2 separate regions of the Homo sapiens genome follow, and region 2 is linked to region 1. A link is an interaction called in ENCODE POLR2A ChIA-PET data of the cell type or tissue named here. Cell type or tissue: MCF 10A. All regions are shown on one strand.

Evidence for each region. ChIA-PET counts read pairs that join two places held together with the same protein. Peaks named below come from ENCODE experiments on the same cell type or tissue, not always from the same donor. Only the 100,000 strongest peaks of a DNase experiment are listed, where the experiment ranks them.
Region 2: POLR2A ChIA-PET joins it to region 1 with 12 read pairs; 2 of 35 experiments call an interaction of 5 or more read pairs at or near these places.

What each region holds. Positions count from the first base shown.
Region 1 is chr1:183,275,768-183,283,767 of GRCh38, forward strand. NMNAT2 (nicotinamide nucleotide adenylyltransferase 2) reads right to left here. Exons shown (of 11, transcript NM_015039.4): 8 at 2,786-2,862. Among named protein-coding and RNA genes, the nearest start is that of LAMC2, 94 kb to the left of the region's middle. RefSeq lists enhancers at 2,871-3,682, 3,683-4,493, 6,066-6,125 and a silencer at 5,806-5,855. In MCF 10A, a CTCF peak has its summit at 5,874 (motif pointing right); DNase peaks (open chromatin) are centred at 3,554, 4,274, 5,504, 5,894 and 2 weaker places.
Region 2 is chr1:183,134,653-183,142,652 of GRCh38, forward strand. It overlaps LAMC1 (laminin subunit gamma 1), which reads left to right. Exons shown (of 28, transcript NM_002293.4): 23 at 8-157; 24 at 390-504; 25 at 1,734-1,933; 26 at 3,017-3,175; 27 at 5,752-5,851; 28 at 7,882-8,000. LAMC1-AS1 (LAMC1 antisense RNA 1) reads right to left here and starts at 6,618. Exons shown (of 3, transcript NR_149048.1): 1 at 6,490-6,618; 2 at 6,159-6,317; 3 at 3,750-3,928. In MCF 10A, no CTCF peak of the experiment used is centred here; DNase peaks (open chromatin) are centred at 3,349, 3,849 and 5,089.

The DNA of each region.
Region 1 (8,000 bases):
GTTCAAGCAATTCTCCTGCCTCAGCCTCCCAAGTAGCTGGGACTACAGGAGCCCGCCACCACGCCCAGCTAATTTTTTGTATTTTTAGTAGAGACAGGGTTTCACCGTGTTAGCCAGGATGGTCTTGATCTCCTGACCTCGTGATCCATCTGCCTCGGCCTCCCAAAGTGCTGGGATTACAGGTGTAATACGCACCCAGCCTAGTATTTCAGTTTTAAAACCGGGTAAGTCTTGCAGAAACGGGGACTAGTTGGTCACCTGATCTTGCTATTGGTTCATTATCTCACCCGTCCCTGGCTTCCAGGGGATGTTCCAAAGTCATCCATCTCAGATGGGGATTGGAAATGGGATAGGAGAATCCCTCCCCTTTTTCCACAACCACCCAGATGGGACAGAAATTCTATGATCTCCCTGGGGAATCCAGAAAGGGAAGAGGGTTGGGGCTGGGACTTGCCAAGTAGTCAAGTGGGAACATATTTGACCCAGTGAGTTCACTCCACCTCTGCTGTCACATCCCTGGTAAATCAACAGCTACTAGTTTCTCAGATTTTCTGTCTTAACCAACCAACCCTGGTCTCAGCACCAGGGACCAATCAGAAAAGGAGAGACCTGGGGCTCTTCTCCCTGGTCCTATAATGTTGGTATCTGACAACACCAAGACCAGCCATTTTGGAGAGAAGTTAGAGGACCGGTGATCTAAGTCAGCAATCTAACTGGGAGGAGAAGAGAGGGATTGGCCTGCAGCAAGGCCCCAAATTGTGTAAGTTTCACGCTCCAGGAAGCCTGGGTCTGCCCTTGAGAGGAGGCTCCTCACCCATCACACTTAGTAAATAGCCCCCAGGGATTCCTCCTCCACAGCACTCCAGGCTGTGCCACAGCTGCTGACCTCGTCCCTCTAAATTCCTCCAGGACGGCCCAGGCCTCCGCAATAAAATGGGGCCTCCGGCAATTGCCCAGATTTGCCTGGATTCTTGAAAGAGCTTTGATGAGCTCTTGTACAGAACTTTGCCCGCATTACTTTTGACTTTCATAGCTCCTTGTGAATTAGCCAGGAAAGCAAAAGCTAATTAAGCCACTTAATTAAGAACTGAAAGGAGGTTTAAAATTTCACCTCTAGGAAATGGTTCCAGGGTGGAGAGGACTGTATATTTCACACAGTATACCTTACTTCCCGGAAACTTTCCCTCCCATCTTGGTTATCCTACAGCATGTTAGCATTTATGCCCTTCACCTTACATAGCTTTGTGTGTATCTGTGTGTGTATTTAGGTAAATTCACTTATTATCTTTGCTGAGCGTGACTGTATGTCAGGTGCTGGGGCTAGGCACTTTCAAAACAATACCATTTAAGCCTTCCAAACCCATGGGACGTAGGTACTATTATTAGGCTCATTTCAGGGATGGAAAAAACTGAAGCTTAGAATATATTTTGTTGGAAGAGAATAGTGCCTCACGCCTGTAATCCCAGCACTTTGGGAGGCTGAGGCAGGCAGATCACCTGAGGTCAGGGGTTCGAGACCAGCCTGGTCAACATGGCAAAATTCTGTCTCTACTAAAAATACAAAAATTAGCTGGGCGTGGTGGCAGGTGCCTGTAATTCCAGGTGCCTGGGAGGCTGAGGCAGAAGAATCGCTTGAACCTGGGAGGCAGAGGTTGCAGTGACTCTTGAACCTGGAAGGCAGAGGTTGCAGTGAGCCGAGATCACACCACTGCACTCCAGCCTGGGTGACAGAGTGACTCCGTCTCAAAAAAAAAAAAAAAAAAAAAAAAGGAATATATATTTTGTCATGAGCTGTGTTGGAGTAGAACTTGAATCTTGAGCCTGACCCTGTCCTGCCCCTGTCCTGCCTCTGTCCTGCCTCGATCTCTGTCCAGAGACACATAAATGTACACGAACATATTTCATATGTGTATGTCATGCCACCTATTACTTGGGGGCAAAGATTGTATAGTACAACGTTTCTTTAAAATCTCAGAATCCTGTAGATAACATTCTATAGATTTTACAGATTAAAAACAAACAAACAAACAAAAAAACTGAGGCAGGTCCAGAGTCACACAGCAAGTTAATCAAAAAGCACTACATCTAGAATTGCTGCCTTGGGAATTCAATGTGCATAGAGCTATGGGGTTGGGAGCTAGCATTAGCTCAGGCTACCAGATGAATGAATTAATGAAGGAATAAGAACGAACGTATGTGTGAAGAGTGAGTAATTTAAGGGTGAGCTGGTTTGAGATCATCACAGTCAGATCTGGCAACAAAAGGTGTCATTGAGCTCCTAAGTGGTGTAAGTTTAACCTCCTGGTTCCCTCAATGCCAAGTCAATTGCCAAGGATCCTGCTGACCTCTTGCCATGAACTTCTCCCCTCTGGACCAATTTTCTCTTTTTGAGGGGATTCCAGGATGGTATTTACCACCTCTTCAAAAGGAATCAAAGGAAAACAAAACACACAATAATCTTAAAAGGGCAAAGATTTTTTTTTCTCCCTTCCTTCTCCCCATCGGCAACACATGCATACCCCAGCACTATTTGGTGCTAGATACTGTATGACTCAGCTTGCTTTTTTCCCAGGGGCTTTACTGGAGCAAGCTTGAGGAGGAGTAAGTGTAAAAATGCAGTAGGAGATAAAGCTTGGGGGTAGGTGAGAATTTTCTACCATAGTGATGTGAACGGACTGCCCTCTTAGAAGCTCAGAAGAAGTGAAGACAGGAGGCCAAAATCAAATGCACACTTCCCATCCCTCCCAGTCCCAGCTGGGTGCCAGGCAATAACCTTGCTACTCACATCTGCCTCGTTCCAGAGCCCTGGGATGCAGAAGGACTCCAGCAGGTCACTACCACACAGCAGCAGGATCCGTAGCTCTGAGGAAGGGGAGCAAAGTTTGCAAAGGGAGTAAGTGGTGGCCCGGGAAGCATTTGACCCTCAGCCTTCTTCCCCTGGTGAATACATAACTCTCCCACCTTTGGGGATGTGGGGCCCAGTTATCCCAGGTGCCTCTGCCCCTGAGTGTGTGCAGAGCAGAAACCCCTGCTCACCTCTTCCTCGGGCTCATTTCCAGACCACCCTCATCCCCTGTGGGAGGAATTACTCATGCAAGGAGAGTAGAGCATAGCGGGTGATCGACTGCCCTGGCTTTCCCAGGACATAGATCTTTCAGGGCTAAGCCAGGATGGTTCATTATTGTAACTGTGGCTGAGCCAGCTACGCATCTTGTCTAAGGTCTGAGGTACTCTCTCTTGCTCCCTGTCAAGCTCAAACGCCAACAGAGTTTGGATTCTCTGCTACTGTGCATTGTCTGGAGTTTGTCTCCCTGACATGGGAGGGGGTGTGAGGGGACAGTGAGTGTACCTTGAGGTAGCTGAGTGTATAAAATGTGTCACATGGCCACTGTCCCCAGCAAAGGGCTTGAGAAGCAAGGCTGAGGCCCCTCCCAGTGCCCATACTTTTCCTGGCACCCAGGCGCACTTCCTGCTTGTCAGTTGTTTTTCTTCCCTCATTAAGCTCACTCTGAATTATCCCAGTGAGGCCCATTGTTGTTTAAAACAGGCAGCAAACTGACTCACTTATTAAAACTGAGCAGTGGGGAACAACATTCTGAGAATACCGTGAGGAGAGTCCTCACCCAGGATGTGGCTCAGGGTGGAGCACAGCGTGGCTCCCAGGCGTTCCAGGCCCTCTCATCAAGAGGCCGAGGCTGTTGGGCATCTTGTCTGAAACAGTGAGGCAGGTCTGCACTGAGGGCACCACCAGCCTTCCAGAGACAGCTGCCAGCACAGGCCCTGGGGCCCTGAGGCCCAGGCGAGAGACAGAGAAGCTGCGGGCAGCCCTGCCTGCCTTAGACCCTGTGGCTAGTTCTGGGACCTGACGAAGGCTTTCAGGTGGTAAGCTGTCCCCTGCTGTGGAATGAGTCTCTAGGTGGGACTCCTGAAGCAGGGGGGAGGCTACTGGGCCAATGGTGGGCAATGCCAGCATCTCATGGTCCCAGGGTCAGGGCAGCCTTCCCACGTAAGGGAGCCCCACTGAGGACTGGATTGTAACTATGAAATATTCCTGCATCCTGTCTTCTCTCCTCTCTAACATACCTTAGTCTAATGATCTGTTTGTGTGCAGGGATTTTCCTTTATCTTTACAGCCCCAGGGTCTGGCAGAGTCACTGGCATACAGTAGGTGCTCAGGCATGTTGAATGGGTAAGGCAACAGATGAGCTGACAACAGAGATCCTGCAGGCTGCCTTCCGGGCAATCTGGGAGGGCTGTGGTGACTATCGTGGCCTCTGCTCTTGCAGCATGGGGTCACTGGGGAGAATGTTTGCCTGAGTCAGTGGCGCCTCTGCGTTGCGCCATAGGATTTCTGGCCCAACTCCCCAACTGTGGAGAGGAACCACACTTGGTATTGCTGACAGGAGCCAGACTAGGCTTATTTCTCGGATTCTGTTGTTCCTCAGGCCCACTTGGAGCCACCCAGGGTTCTAGGTCAGTTCTCTGTTGAAAGGGCACGTCTCTGTAATTCTGACTGCCTATAAGTTCAGTTAGATCAAGCTTGTCCAACCCAAGGCACATAGGCCACATGTGGCCCAGGGTGGCTTTGAATGCAGTCTAACATAAATTCGTAAACTTCCTTTTTTTTTTCTTTTTTTGGAGATAGAATCTCCCTCTGTCACCCAAGCTGGAGTGCAGTGACACGATCTTGGCTCACTGCAACCTCCGCCTTTCAGGTTCAAGCAATTCTCTTGCCTCAGCCTCCCAAGTAGCTGGGATTACAGGTGCCTGCCACCACACCTGGCTAATTTTTGTATTTTTAGTAGAGAGGGGGTTTCACCATGTTGGCCAGGCAGTTCTCAAACTCCTGACCTCAAGTGATCTGCCCACCGTGGCCTCCCAAAGTGCTGGAATTACAGGCATGAGCCACTACACTCGGCATGTAAACTTTCTTAAAACATTATGAGATTTTTTTTTGGCGACTTTTTTTCTTTTTTTTTGCTCATCAGCTATTGTTAGTGTTAGTGTATTTTTTTTTTTTTTTTTTTTTTTTTTGAGATGGAGTTTCGCTCTTGTTGCCCAGGCTGGAGTGCAATGGCGTGATCTCCGGCTCACCGCAACCTCCGCCTCCTGGGTTCAAGCAATTCTCCTGCCTCAGCCTCCTGAGCAGCTGGGATTACAGACATGTGCCACCACACCCGGCTAATTTTGTATTTTTAGTAGAGATGGGGTTTCTCCATGTTGGTCAGGGTGGTCTTGAACTCCCAACCTCAGGTGACCCGCCAGCCTCGGCCTCCCAAAGTGCTGGGATTATAGGCTTGAGTCACCGCGCCCAGCCTAGTGTTAGTGTATTTTATGTGTGGTCCAAGATAATTCTTCCTCTTCCAATGTTGCCCAGGGAAGCCAAAAGATTGGACAGCCCTGAATTAGATGGTCATGTCAACAGGGAATGTGCTGGCCCTCAGCTTTCTCTCATCACTGGTTCTCAACTGAGGGCAATTTTGCAATTGCCAGGGGACATTGGGCAATGTCTGGACATTTTTGGATGTCAGGACTGGAGGGAGAGGGTGGCATGCTACTGGCATCTAGTGGGTGGAGGCTAGGAGTGCTGCTAAACATCCTACAATGCACAGGGAAGCCCCCCTCCCCAACACATCTGTTCCCAAATGTCAATTAGTGCCAAGGTTAAAAATCCCTGCTTACAGCCATGAAAATAAATCTCTTTCCTATTCCCAAGCCAGGGACACACTATCCCAACCAAATATAATATGGGACTTTTATGTTTTAAGCCAAAGCACAAAGAGTTCAAGAGTACGGTCTCTGCCACCCTTTCTTGCAGGACCAGTGCAAACATTTAAGTCAGACAAGCGGCCCCAGCAGGGCTTGAGATCCCACATATGGCCACTGGAGGGCAGCAGTGACTTCTCCCAGTTTGTCCTATGAGGCTAAGGCAAGTTTCCAGCCCAACAGCCTGTGGTCTAGGGCAGCCCTGGAGGAGCAGTCAGCTGTTAGGAGCATGTAAATAGGGTCAACAGACGCTAATGGAGCTAGGAGAAAATGGCTTTTCCTCCTCATTTAGTGTGGAAGGAAATATTAAAAAAGGGGACACGTGAGCCCCAGCGCCTCACACAGCGCAGGAGTCGGGAGGCAGCGAGCTCCCTTCCAGCTCCTCTGGGCTAGCCTCCTTCCCCAGGTCACGCTGATCCAGGGCCACGAGCCAGAATGCACACTCTCTGTCCACACTCCCCTCCCAGGAATCCGGGCTATGTGAAGCCCGGGCCCTGCAGCCCATCCCAGTTTCCACTGCATGCAGCCACCACCTGGACCATGCCAGGACCTGAGCCCAATCTGACAGCTGTGGCTGCTGAGCTGTCCTTTCTCGGAACCTAAGTGTTCTCCATTCTCTACCCCACACTGTCCTTTCTCCATCACATGCAGGTAGACCCTCCCTCTCAGCGAGCACAGGGGATGTGGAAGGGGACAGGCAGAGCCTCAGGGAAGCCAGAGGTGAGAGGTCACTCCCCAGCAGCATTTTTGGTCCCTGGCGGCTGGCTCACCATAACTCCAGAACTGCTATGGAGCAAGAAGAGTAAGCAGAGGCCCCTGCCCCTCCCGAGGTAGCCGTGAGCTAATGGAAGTGAACACAGCAGTACGCTGTGCAATACTGATCACCACTGTCCTCTCCTGGAGGGGACTCCTTGAGTCAGGATGAGGAGTGCCTGATCCACCTGCCCCAGGCGCTAGGAAGGCAAGCAAGGCCATGGCTCAAGCTTGCCACAATACATCTCTGGACTAAGGAAAGAGAAATACACTGGAATACAATGAGAAGTCCTAAGGCTGAGCTCTGCTGGCCAAGGAGACTGCGTGGGAAGGCAGCAGGTGGTGACCAGGCTGGAACTGCAGGGAAGTGGAGTGCAGGAGCTTTCAGCCCAGCCCAGGCACCTTCCCTCCCATCCTTGCCTGTTGGGTGTTCTGGGTCTGGAGAACCTAGAGCCAAATGCTCCTGCCTGTTTTGGGGAGCAACCAGGAAGGCGGGTGCTCCTTCCTGTGGCCTTCAGAGAGTGACTTGCTGGTCAATAAAGGATATTAAAATTAGTAAAATAATCAAGAAGTGAGGAGTTTTGAGTATTCATTCCTTTTGTTTTTAATTAAATTTAATTTTAAGTTAATATAACTTAATTTTTAGTAATGGCTCTATTTAAAACTGGTTCACAAAATTCCTGAAAACTTTACAAATGGTTGTAGGAAACCACCTGAGCCAATTCAGGGACACCACTGCACCTCAGATGAGAGGATGAGACCCAGAGAAGCCCCTTGAAATGACATCACATCTGCCGGGTCTGTGTGAACCAAGTGCTCAGGACAAACCCTGCCTCTCAGGATTGCAGTGGGAGCCCTGACTTCCAGTCCTTGGACAGAAAAGTACCAGGAAGGGATGCTTGGAGGATCTTTTCAGCTGGAAGTTGAAGATTGAGGGTGTGGACACCAGGCTGCCTTGCCCTAGAGCTCCAGGCATTCCTGATGTCACTGACCCTTCTTGTCCCCTGGTACCTGTGCCAGCTCCAGCTCTATTCTGGTGTCTCCCTGCCCTTTCCCCAGCTTCAGACACCTGCGTCTCCCACCATTCTGAAACCCTGGGAAGATTTCAGTGTTCCTATCTGCTTCTCAATTTGCTTGTAGGGGTCATCAACTTCTTCCCACCCTGACAGCTGTGTAACCGCCCTCCACCGGCTCGGGCCTGCCCTGGCCTGCTCTGGTATTGGGTTGGGCAGGCAGCCCTCACACAGACAGTGAAGTGCCTTAGCCTCTGCCCAAGGCTGCAAGGGAGGTGTGGAGGTGGCTTTCAGTCCCCTCTCTGTTTCTTCATCTACAAGCACTGAATGAGGAAGGCCGGGGTGCTCTTCTGCCTCATTTGTGTGCAGTGTCTGTGCCCAAAAGAAGGGTCTTTCCAGCTGGTGCCAAAGCTCAACTTTCATGTTTTTTAGAGGAGGGAGTGGAGGCTCTGAAGGAAAAATCACCAA
Region 2 (8,000 bases), 140 kb before region 1:
TTCACAGAATGAAGCAAATAACATAAAGATGGAAGCTGAGAATCTGGAACAACTGATTGACCAGAAATTAAAAGATTATGAGGACCTCAGAGAAGATATGAGAGGGAAGGAACTTGAAGTCAAGAACCTTCTGGAGAAAGGCAAGACTGAACAGCAGGTTGGTTTGATTTGCAGGTCGCTTCATTTCTTGAGGCAACATTTGAACAGTCCAAATGGGTCTGTGATGATGCCGTACTTTCAGAGACAGCAGACCCCAGTGCTGAGAGAGCAGCCTAACAGATTTTATGCTGGCAAGTCTCAGGGTGGCACCTCTGGAGAGCCTTGTCTGTCCAGGAGACAGAAGGGATTTGCTTTGAGGGTTCATCCTCTCATCTGCCATGTGTTTGCAGACCGCAGACCAACTCCTAGCCCGAGCTGATGCTGCCAAGGCCCTCGCTGAAGAAGCTGCAAAGAAGGGACGGGATACCTTACAAGAAGCTAATGACATTCTCAACAACCTGAAAGGTAGAAAAGGCTGAGATAACAGGGGCAAATGCTTCCGCCACTAGAGTGATTTTTTTTTTTAATCATGACTTTTACCATATTTATTACTTCATCCCCAACTCCCTACTTTTTTTATGCTAAAGTATTTCAAAGGGAAATCCCAGAGCTCCTGTCATTTTATCCCTGCATACTTCAGTATGGATTTTTTTTTAAAGATGTTTTCTTATTAGGCAAACTCACATAACCAAGATGCCTATTTAGAGAACTTATATAGGTAAATGGAGATTATCTTTCATTTTCTCTGCCAGTGGCATCTGATTCTTTGTTGTTGTTTTTTTTTCTTCACCCCAGATAGAAGAGAAATGTGACCAATTCACTGAGCAACTGTGAATTCTTGTCTGATAAAACAGTCATAGGTTCTATAAATAGAGAAGCTTTACAGGATGCTTTACAGGGTACTAGTTGAAAATATGGGCCAGGCACGGTGGCCTGTAATCCCAACACTTCGGGAGGAAGGATCACTGGAGGCCAGGAGTTGAACACCAGTTCCTCACTGGGGAATATAGTGAGACCCCATCTCTATAAAAAAAAATTTTTTTTTTAATTAGCCGGGCATGCTGGCACATACCTGTAGTCCTAGCTACTTGAGAGGCTGAGGTGGGAGGATCCCTTGGGCTCAGGAGGTCAAGGCTGCACTAAGCAGTGATTGTGCCACTGCATTCCAGCCAGGGTGACAGAGTGAAACCTTGTCTCTCAAAAAAAAAAAAAAAAAAAGTAGTAGTTCAAAATATGGACTCTGGTGTCAGTGGGCCTTGGTTCAAAACCCTGCACCCTGCACCACAGGTCATGTAACTTCTTTAATCCTCAATTTTCTTATAAAAATGATACAGCCTATTTTATGTCAAAGACACAAAGCTCTTAACTCAGTACCCGACACACAGTAAACACTAAATAAATTGCAGCTTTTAATAATGGTTGAGGTAGTGGTAATGGGATGCTCAGCGCTCTGCATTTTAAAGCACATTGTTGAAGTAAGAATTCTATTTCCAGAAACGGAACATTTCTATAACACTAACTGGGAGACCTATTCTGTAGAGATGTGTAATTTCTAAAATTTCAGCCCATGCTCTCTTCCATTTTTTACCCTGACTTCCATTGTTCATAAAACAAAATCCAGTTGGAACTCCCTGAAAGGCCCCCTTTTTACTTGTTGGGAGTTTAGCTCAAATGTGTCCTTGAACTTGTTTCAGATTTTGATAGGCGTGTGAACGATAACAAGACGGCCGCAGAGGAGGCACTAAGGAAGATTCCTGCCATCAACCAGACCATCACTGAAGCCAATGAAAAGACCAGAGAAGCCCAGCAGGCCCTGGGCAGTGCTGCGGCGGATGCCACAGAGGCCAAGAACAAGGCCCATGAGGCGGAGAGGATCGCGAGCGCTGTCCAAAAGGTGTGCGTTTCCTCTTCTCCAAGAGTCCCTGCCCATATCTTTCTCTGGTCACTTTCCAGTTTCTTTCCAGACCCTCAGAGCCCTTGCAGATTTTTTTCCTGAACTTCAGTAAAATTGTCTTAAACCATATTTGTCTTTTTTTTTTTCTTTTGACTAGGCATGAGAGTAGGTATCCACATTGAGGAGGGGAACTCAGTAAAAGGGTGCTTTACTCTAAAATTTCTACTATGTCTCAGTGTGAGGTCTGGCTTCAGAGGTCTATAGAGCCCATTCCCACAAAAAATCAGACTTTTTCTAAATAAACATTCTTCTTTGACCTAGACAGGTGGTATTTATTTCAATACTATGTAGTGTGCCTTATCAATATAACTTTCAAGTCCCCCTTTCAAGTATATTGCCATATGTAAGCCACTCCTAGGAGAGACTTCCCATAGCTGCCATTGCTAGGATTCTTTGAAGTCATCTTCAAGAATAATGTTTTTTAGTTTGGCTTTCTCTTATTTCAAGGTCAATCTGTTTGTTTTATTTAAAAGAGAGATTGGAGCAATTTTAGAATTAGGTATTTAAGAATCAGAGAAACCTCTTAGTTTCCTTAGAACAGTTGGCTTTTGGATTAATTATATTTTATAAAATACTCATATTTCAGGATTGTGGTCTTTTTGTACATTATGATGAACTGCCAAGAATGAACCAAGCTAGCTTTGAATTTAAATTTTACCTCAGCGAAAGCATCTAATCAATATGATGTCGTAGAAAGTGTATGCCATTAAATGTTTATCATTTGCTGTCTGTATGACCCCAACTAAAAATAGCAATAATAGAACAGAAGTTTCCAGGATTAAAGAAGAGGATACAAATGAAAGTGCTAGATAAAATACAAAATGTTATTATGTGGGTAGTAATTTTTTTTATGATTATTTATAACCCAAATTGATAATGTAAGTCATGAGATAGTATAAATCAATATATTATTATTTCTGGATTATATTTTTAAGACATTTTATAAATTATAAAAGGAGCGGGAGCATACTTGAGAAAAAGGAAAGCTTTTTTAAAAAAAGTACAATTTTCTTTTGTGCCTAGAATGCCACCAGCACCAAGGCAGAAGCTGAAAGAACTTTTGCAGAAGTTACAGATCTGGATAATGAGGTGAACAATATGTTGAAGCAACTGCAGGAAGCAGAAAAAGAGCTAAAGAGAAAACAAGATGACGCTGACCAGGACATGATGATGGCAGGGATGGTAAGAGGTTTTGGTATATTTGCTCATTGGCAGAAAGTGAACAGTGTTTAATAATAAAGATCCCCCACTTGTTGAGAAGAGTCTTTTTTATATTGACTTCTGTTTTTCATCACATTGTCTCGTCAAGAATTGGGTTAGTAGCTTACATAGAAGACAAAGAATTTGGATCTTCTGCCAGGTAATTTTGTTGCACAATTGTCCTGTCCCAAAGTTACTCAGTTAAAAGTAAAACATTGCTTTACACGTTTGAGGTTTTAGGACATTAAAAGTATGTGTTTATATTTTTCACTGGGTAATTCATAAATGTTAATAAAAAAGGAATGCAATGAAGTTAATTTTCTTCTTATTCTTGTTCTCCCAGCACCTTTAGAGACAAAGACAAGTTTCTTGTATATAAGAAATTTTTGAAGATGGCATTGTCTACCACCCCACCAAAACATATGAAACTTACATCTAGTTTAATTTTTCACGTTTTGTGATAATGTGTATGCAAGGTACTATTTGTAACAAAATTGACTTGTCAATGGATGGCCCAAGGAAGAACTAAGGTCCATTTTTCTGTTCTATGCTATATTTTGCTTTGAAAAGACTTTAATGGAGTCACAGTAGGAATATTCTTTTTCCAGTTGGGTGTAGCAATCACGGTAATGACATACACGAACTTGTGGTTACTTGCTCACTTTCAGTGGCAAAGAAGAGGCCGTCGTTCACTGCTGCCAGAAAACATAGTCCCTCAGTGTGGGTCATTTTCATCTTGGGATGGAAAAAAGAAGTACAAAGCCTGTTAATCTCAGTAAAAACTCTAGGGAAGTGATAAAGGAAACTATCTCTGTGCAACCACCTAATTTTATTATGCTTTTTACAGGTAGGGGGGTGGATGTTGGTTTGGATTGTCCTGATTTTCTCCGTTATGGTGTGGCTCAAGTAAAAATTCCCATAAAGGTGTCTGGGCGCAGTGGTTCACTCCTGTAATCCCAGCACTTTGAGAGGCCGAGGTGGGTGGATCGCCTGTGGTCAGGAATTCGAGACCAGCCTGGCCAACATGGTGAAACGCTATCTCTACTAAAAATACAAAAATTAGTTGGGCATGGTGGTGGGTGCCTGTTACCCCAGCTACATAGGAGGCTGAGGCAGGAGAATTGCTTGAACTTGGGAGGTGGAGGTTGTAATGAGCCAAGATCACTCCACCCTGGGCCACAGAGGAAGACTCCGTCTCAAAAAAACAAAAATTCCCATAAAAAAAATAGATGTTTCTCACATGTTGAGCATATATGGATTTCATTTTTAATATGATTGTAGAAACATTAGATTTAAAGCATATTGAAAAAGAAAACAGTATATTCTTTAGGAGCTTCAAAAAAGGGTTTTGGTTTAGTTCAAAGGGTGAAAGAAGATCTTTTATTATTTTGGTAAATAACTTCTAAGGAAACAAACCACCCTCACATGCACTATCTCATTTGTATTTCTGTCAATTCTGAAAGGCCAGCATTTGGCCAGTATTATTTGAATCTGTATTGTATTTTTTAACCAGAAGAATGAAGGTTTATAGCTTCATTCTTTTGGAAGAGGAGGCTGGAGACCACAGGTTAAATGCAGGTGCATCGCTCTTGGCCGGCCCTGGCAGGGTCCTTTCTCCCTCCTTTTACACTCGCAGACAAGCTTGTGGATGCTCAATAAGGACAGCTGCCGTTTGGACAGAGATTAATCATTTATTTGTGAAGGTTTTTTCTGCCTTGCTTTCTTGTTCTTTTTTAAATCTTCACATTGTTTTGATCCCAAAATGTTTGTGTTGTCCTTACTCAAAACTAGGAAAAACAATTATGTGGTAAGAGGCTCAGAGCCACTTACTTAAATCTCAACTAGATTTATTTGTGAGAACATCTGTTTTCTGATATTTAGACACTTCCTCTTCCATTGCTGTTTCCTATGACTCATGCACAGTTATTTGTTCAGGTTTCATGGAATTTCCCAAGTGTATTTACCTTTGTTTGGTTTTTAAAATGTAAATTATATTGCCCCAATAAATGAGTATGTGTGTCAGGGGGACTGTGGCTGGGTCATTGCATGTGGAGGGGGAGTTTACAGAAGAGAACTCCTAGAAGAGCTTTACTTAACTATGAAAATTTTCAAAGAATAGGACATTTCTAATAAGTCCCTAAGAGTGTCCTGAAGGACATGTTTTGGTTCTGAAACATAGTTTCTATAATCATCCTTAAAAAATAACTTGTTTCTGCTTAATAGGCTTTACTATGAATATACCTCCATATATTATTGAGTTAGAATGTGAGAAAAGGAGATTAATTTTTGAAGTACAAATATAGTGAGTTAGTGAGTGTAGGCATCCTGACTGCCTAGTCATAACTTTGATGAAGTAGAAATACCAACATCCTCAATATGAAGATATGCAGCAGCCCCACCAAAAAAAAAAAAAAAAAAAAGCAATGAGAGGTTTCAATTTCCTAAGTTAGAAAAGGGAAGAAAATCTGGAAATTAGATTTGTTGGGTCATTGGGAAAAAAGATTTAAAGAAGATGAAAACATACAGTCAAGACTCTTTGCCTCATTTTTCCCTTACAGGCTTCACAGGCTGCTCAAGAAGCCGAGATCAATGCCAGAAAAGCCAAAAACTCTGTTACTAGCCTCCTCAGCATTATTAATGACCTCTTGGAGCAGCTGGGTACGTAGCCATAGAGTCATTTTTGTCAGTCTCTGAATCTTTTGTACTGTTCTTAGGATCTGATATAGTACAGTTGACTCAAAAGCAGATGATATAGGTTTACATGAATCCCTTTTAAGTCATTAATTAAATTATTAATATTTCCTTTTGCTGTTGCTTATTTTTGAAAGCCTTATAAAATAAATGTTTGTCTTGCATGACAGGGTCTTTAAGAGCAACTTGCTTCTTTACCATACTTATTATTTGTCAGCTTTACAGTGTGACCTGAATCATGACTTTAGGCTGTGTTAATGTGACAAGTACTTACTAGGTGCCTTCTGTGGACCTTGCCCTAAGTAGAACACTGTGGTCTGAGGAGTTTCTTTTTATATTTTGAAGATATATTGCCAGCTAGGGTAGCATTTATGGTCCAGTATCATTGTACAACTAAACAGTGATTTTTCTTAACTCATCTTGCTGGCAGTATCTTTAAGGGATTTAAAGTAAAGGATTTCAATAGTAGAATAAAAGAATAGTAGAATCACAGGCTGGGTGTGATGGCTCACACTGGTAATCCCAGTACTTTAAGAAGCCATGCAAGGAGGATAGCTTGAGGCCAGGAGTTTGAGACCAGCCTAGGCAACATAGCGAGATCTCACCTCGTCTCTTCAAATTATTTTAAAAATTAGCTGGGTGTGGTGCTACACGCCTGTAGTCCTAGCTACCCGGGAGACTGAAGCAGGTGCATCACTTGAGTTTGAGGTGATAGTGAGCTGTTATCGTGCCACTGCACTCCACCCTGGGCAACAGAGCGAAACCCTGTCTCAATTTAAAAAACGAAAAAGAACACTTAAAACTGGTCATGACTTTACTGCCTGGAATTCTCTTCATTTGCTAAGTAAGGACAGTCCGATGAGGGGAAAGCTTTCATGCCAAAAGAGAGAAAAACCTTGATTTTTCAAGGAAATCTATGCATACGGAAACCTTCTTTTAATCCAGTTTGATAGGGTGTTAGGGAGCAGGCTTCATTTTAGGACAGATGCACTTTTGTCACCAGACTCCATTATAAAGTGTCAACACTCTAGCCAGGACTCTTTGTAGCAAGGCATTATATTTTAATTTGCCAGCCTTTAAAGACTGGTGCATTTTGTTTTGGTGGGGGGCTACAGGGGTATTTTTTATCGGTCTCAAATGTCAAGAATAAGTTATGTGCCAACAGATGGATATAAAATGAAAGTAAGCTAGAAGAGAAAGCTTTTTGTGGAACAGCCAGACTTTTAACATTAGTCTGACTTGGGTTAGTATCTTTGCTTTGTTGCCTATAGGCTGTGCAAACTTGGGCAAATTATTTAACATCTGAGAATCACTGATGTAAAATGGTCTTGTGAGACTTTAATCAAGTCAAGTATGCATGAAATGCTGTCTATTGTGTCTGCTTTTGTTTGTTATGGAAACATCTCATTTCTTTCAAAAGAACCTCTTTTTCTTGCTAAGCTTAAAGTGAAGACTTGCTGAAATTATTTCAGCATTTTACTCCTGGCCATTTTCCATAGGAAGGCTCCTAATAGTGTCTAACTCCTGAAAGCAGAAAGTGACCTTCAAAACTGACCCATCTTCCCTGGAATCTCTCTAAGAGCTGAGGGATTAGGGTTCTTAGAGATTTGTGTATCTTTGATGGCACTAAAATGACATAGAGTTTACATGTATACACCTGGAAAAGGTATTAAATGTTATCAGATGGCCCTCAAAGGTCTAGAACATGGTAGCTGTGCATTGAGGAAACATTCTGCAAAAACCATTGTCTCAGAAAGAAACATCCAGCTCTATATTAATTGTATGCTCAGACCCATCCCTGCTGGGTTAGGTCAGCATTTGTACTTGGTTTGCATATTTTATACCATTGTGTGACATCAACAATCTGCAAGTCACATTTGCCGGGCTGCCTGTGCAGAATGGCAGCTGCTGGGCCTAGAGTCTAGTGCAGGTACTTGTGAAGGGATCATTCTTACTGAATATGTCTGTTCTCTTCTATGTACTTTCTGACCCTCCAGGGCAGCTGGATACAGTGGACCTGAATAAGCTAAACGAGATTGAAGGCACCCTAAACAAAGCCAAAGATGAAATGAAGGTCAGCGATCTTGATAGGAAAGTGTCTGACCTGGAGAATGAA